Regions from separate parts of the Homo sapiens genome. Here region 2 is linked to region 1. A link is a loop called in an ENCODE intact Hi-C map of the cell type or tissue named here. Cell type or tissue: ascending aorta. All regions are shown on one strand.

Evidence for each region. A loop is a pair of places that touch in the nucleus more often than their neighbours do. Peaks named below come from ENCODE experiments on the same cell type or tissue, not always from the same donor. Only the 100,000 strongest peaks of a DNase experiment are listed, where the experiment ranks them.
Region 2: a loop joins it to region 1, with 5 times the contacts of the local background. A loop is called at or near these places in 1 of 110 quality-filtered maps.

The regions. Positions count from the first base shown.
Region 1 is chr10:78,407,650-78,410,149 of GRCh38, reverse strand. No RefSeq gene overlaps it. Among named protein-coding and RNA genes, the nearest start is that of LINC00595, 140 kb to the right of the region's middle. RefSeq lists enhancers at 539-1,350, 2,163-2,500. In ascending aorta, no CTCF peak of the experiment used is centred here; a DNase peak (open chromatin) is centred at 1,049; H3K27ac peaks cover 1,841 bases.
Region 2 is chr10:78,254,805-78,257,304 of GRCh38, reverse strand. No RefSeq gene overlaps it. Among named protein-coding and RNA genes, the nearest start is that of LINC00856, 7.4 kb to the right of the region's middle. RefSeq lists an enhancer at 384-1,583. In ascending aorta, no CTCF peak of the experiment used is centred here; a DNase peak (open chromatin) is centred at 1,054; H3K27ac peaks cover 1,813 bases.

The DNA of each region.
Region 1 (2,500 bases):
AGAAAGCCATGCAGAGTTGTCCCATCAAATTTTCAAGCAAGAGAAAGAGGATGATTGAGTAGTCACGGGCATTGGAGAGAGGCTCTGCCAGGAGGGGAGTCTGCCAGGAGAGGACAGTGGATAGGCACCGAGGACTGCCACCTCTCCCACCTTCTGGGCTCCAGGTATCTACAGATAACACTGCTCATCCACACAAGGGACCAGAACAGAGGGCTGAGACCCTGTCCCCCACAAAGACCTCAAGCTGGGTAGTATACAGGGCCCTCGTTCCTTATCACATAGTCCCTTATATCCCTGCCAACTCTTCTGAGACACCCTGCCCCTGGTACCTGGACCCTATTTGTGGGCACCCTAGCTAACATAAACCCACCTGGCATCTATACATGTAGCACCTACACTGAGCTGAGCCAGCTCCACCTCAGTAAGATGCATTGCACTCCTAGGGAGTCAGGGAGTGGAGGGGGCAGGGGCATGGAGGTTGCTGTGGGACCAGAAGACCTAGGACCCCCTCCTGTGCTGTTAAGGTGGGAACTGGGCTCTGGACCCCAACTGCCTGGCTTCAAACCTGGCTCAGCCACACATGGCTGATTGACTGAGAAGTTCTCAACCTCATAGCACCTCCATTGTCTCAATCTTAACTGACAGTCAAGATCCCCATCTCGCAGGGATGTGGAGTGACTCTCTTGGGTGATGGGAGTTGTAGAACACAGGCCAGCAAGGTCTCTGCGCCGAGCCTCCATCCCTGTGCAGCATGAATGGAGACGGTGCACCTGGTCATGCCTCCTAAAGGATGACACTTCCATGCAGGTCCCCTCCCTAGAGGCGGCTAACAGGCATTGGTGTGAGTTCCCAGCCCAGCCCACACAACTAGGAGGAGTTGGTCCCCTGTGTGGATTAGGGGGCGCTAACAACCATGCTCCTGTTTTTAAGCCAGGGCCATGCAGACAGAGGTCATTTGCTGGGTCCCTTCAGGCCTCCATGAAGTTGGTCTTCCTGCTGCTGAGAAGTGCTTGACACAGAATGCCTGGAACCCCGCCAGACGCTCAGACTGAGCCTGCTTGGCACCAGCACCTGGGAAAGAAAGCCACAGAGCGGAGACAGTTCCCAGAAACTGGAGACCCAGGGCTTCTGATAAGGCCAGGCTGCTTTCCTGAGCCTGCCAGCCAGCCCCAAAACACACACAGGCAGGGGAGAGGGCACTGTTTGTGGCACGTCCAGGCCAAGAGAGGCCATCTCAGAGCCCCTGAGAACGGATGTGTCGACACTGGGGAGGCACAAGCCAGCTCCCTGCCTTCCCACAGTAGCTTGGGACTGTGCAGGGCTCTGGGGCATTGGCCAAGACTCACCCAGGACAAGGGAGCTCCATGGCAGGGGAGCAGGGGGGAGCTGCCCCTGCCTGTCCACAGAGCCAGCTCCCATCCCACGTCTTTGTCCTCAGAGCAACTGCTTGTGGGAAGCTGGCCACAGATCAGCATCCCTGGGCAACACCCAAGGAAATGGAGGCTCAGAGAAGGAGGGCAAATTGCTCAAGGTCACACCAGTAACAAGCCAGGACTCAAGGCTGGTCTCCAGCTTCACCCCTCAATGACTTCCTCCTTGTCTCGTGGCCAACCCCTTCTAGTCCTCCTGACCTGGTGTTAAGGCCACCGAGAGCTTTATGTGATTTGCTGAGATGAGTGGGATGAGCACCTGAGAGTGACGAAGAGGACATGAGTTCCAGTCCTGGTTATGCCACTGAGCAGCTGCACAGCCCTGGGCAAGTTTATTTCCCTCTCTGGTCTGTCTCTGTTACATAGGAATGATACCAGGCACCAACCACACTGACTGGGCTGCGGCAGAGCGCAGGAGCCCAGGTACAGACCGGCCTGGCCACCATCACTTCCTCGTGCTCGGTGTTCAGATACAGAACCAGCTGGGGATGACGTCAAGCTCATATTTCCTCTGCAGGCCACAGTGAGCCCAGCCACCCATCTTTCTGTGTATCCGTTTTGTTGCCTGTAGATGGTCTCAGTGAAGCTCAGGAGGTAGCATGTGTGAAATGCCCTCGGGAGGGGTAGCTGTTAGCATACACATTGCCCCATTTGAGATGGCTGAGTAATCGCATTTGATTTCTCCAGGTCATAAGTATGACAAACATCGCATGGTACCATGTTTAATATTTAAAAGGTTGTCCTGGGCTGAGACCACCCCATACCCAGCCCCTGAGCTAGGTGAGGTAAGTGAGGGGGTGGGTAAGGTAAACAGAATCATCTTCAGTTTTCTCCACTTATAAAACTGAACACAAAGACCTACACCACCAGAGATGACTGAGCAAGCCTTGAAACCAGGATCCCAGTGCCTCAGAGTACACGGGGAGGACCCAGGGGTGCACCAGCTTCACACCCACAGGCAGAGGTACCCAGGGGTGCACTGTCTTGACATCCACAGGAAGGAGTGCCCAGGGGTGCCCCAACCTCACATCCACAGGAAGGGGGACTCAGGAGTTCACGAGCTTCGCGCC
Region 2 (2,500 bases), 150 kb after region 1:
GCGAATGATGTCCCCAATTCCAACAGTGAGTATAGTTTGGCTCAGGATGTATCATAGATTAGAGATGATTTTGTCCAAGTCAACAGAGCCTAGCCAGAGTGATGTTCTGCTTTCTACAATTATCATACTTGTACCCTTCTAAGTCGCATAAAGTCACAGACCCTGTAGTAAATAGAACTTCCTTTCTCCACTTGTCTCCTCAGAGGGGCCAAATGAATGAAACCCACTCTTGATCCAGAAGTCTTGGGAGAAGGATCAGAGGAGGATTCATCCCCAACCTTGGTGCACAGGATTTTGGGGTGCTGCTTCTGTGCTCAGCCTTAGTCATTTAGAAATCCTTAGAGAGCCAACTCACAGCCTTTCCAGTAGCAAAAAGCCAAGTAATTGGAATGGTGGTCATTCCGGCCAAATCCTGGCCCCCAGAAGGTCATGACAATTACATCCACCCTAAGTCACCCCATCCTGGAAGCAAAGCCCCGGTGGTACAAGATCCAACTACAGAGCCAGAAGCAGAAGATTCAGATGAAGAACAACTGCCAGCAGTTCTGTTCTCTTTTTGTTCACAACTTCCAAATAAAGAGGCCCTTTTTCCTTCTCTAATGTCGTTGTTGAGGGTTTAATTTCATGAAAGCCTACAGGGGGTCTCAGGAGAATTAAAGCAGGCTCCATGTAAATTACTCAAGTGAACATGAAAGTCAATCAGCAACACCAAGCGAAAAGGCTCAAAGGAGGCAGAAAAGGGGGTCCACAGGCAGCCAGGGGAGGTGCGGTAACCATGCACAGGCCCTGAGTCTCAGTCTGGCTGTGCACCAGGCCTCCTTGAGGAGCTGTTCAGTAGAAGGGCCTGGTCCCACTTGACCTCATCAATCAGAATCTCAGGGCGTAGAGCCCTTAGATCACACTGATACACTCCTGACCTTGAGAACCTGGGGTCAGGGCCTGACCAAGCCCTGCAAACCAGAAATGCAGTGTCATTGATGGCCAGACTTCACAGTCTCCAAGATGCTGACTCATAGCTCACAAGGACGATGAACAAAGCCCAAATGCCAGCTTACTCATTGCAAACGGTTGCACTGCCTGACCAGCACATTCTTTCCCTGTTGGCTAGCAAACACAGGAAGTCAACGCTTTCGGACATTGCTGGAGGAGCCAGTGGCATCAGGCTCTAGTGTGTTCTTGTTCACAACTGACAGAAGCCCATAATGCAGTCCAGATATTCCACAGGAAAGCGTGCCTCTGGGCTGCCTCATTTTCTGTGCTCCTATTGGCTGCCAAGGCTCCCTTCTGATGGACATGGCCTTCATGTACATTCAGGAGGTGATGTCTAAGCTTTCTGGGCCACTGCCTCTTGCAGGTGACTTTGTGTCTTTCTTCTGCTCCTTTTGAATATAATGGCTCAAAGGGCCATTACATTCCCCTGACATCCAAATCCTTGGAGACATTTCACATTTCAAGTGTAGTGCTCCATCCCCGTTTCACAGGTAAGGAACAGAGGCCAACCTGGGTAGGTGTCAGTTCCAGAGCCAAATGGCTTCCTCCTAAGAAAGGCTGAGGTCTGAGCTAAGCAGGTGGTGGTGGAGATGGAAAAGCAGTAAGAGGCTGGATTACATCAAAGAGGCAGAGGACGACGGCTTCTAACTTGGAAACTGGGTCGGTGGGGTGATACTGACAAGACCAGGATGGCAGGAGAGTGTGCAGGCAGTTGTTGAGTGGTGAGGAAGGCTGTGCTGCCCCTCAATCAGCTGGACAAACAGCACATTCACTGAGGACCATGCTGAGAGCTGCTAGCGGGGTGTGGAAGGGGACAAATGATGTGTGTCTGTTCTGACAAAGCTTTCAGAGCACAACGGGCCTATGACTAACCCTGTCAGTTTATGACTGTTGTGTACCTGTTCCTGGTGAGAACTCATCTGGGCTGTGCTGATAGGACAAGAAAGAGCTCACAGCTGACTACGGCAGTCTCCCTGTGGCTCAGGCATCCCTGTGGAGAGACTCATCTTCCCAGCACCAAGTCAACTATCAGTCAAGACTCTGAGTTGCAGCTTAAGCTGGCTTAATCCAGAAAGAGAATGTAAGATTTCATATAGTAGACAAGTCTGCATGTAGGTCTTCTGGCTTCAGGTCCGGCTGGATCCAGAGGCTCAAACCCCATCCTCTGGACCTGTTTTCTCTCTCTCACTCTTTGATCCTCTCTCTGGTGCACATCTTGGCTTTGTTTTTCCCCTGTACTACACTCACTCTCAGCACACTCTCCCCACTTGGACTCCAAAAACTCCAGTTTGACAGCAAGTCCAGAAAGAGAGTTCTTTCCTCTGTACAACCCCATATAAGACCCAGCATGGACTTTGCCCATAGACCCAACCCTGAACCAATTACTGTGGCCAAGGGGAATCCGATGCACTGATTTGCCAGGCCTGGGTCCATGTCCATCCTGGAGTTAATCCACCCAATCCACCTGGACTCAAAGTGGGGATGGAGTAAATTCCTGAGAAAAAAGGTG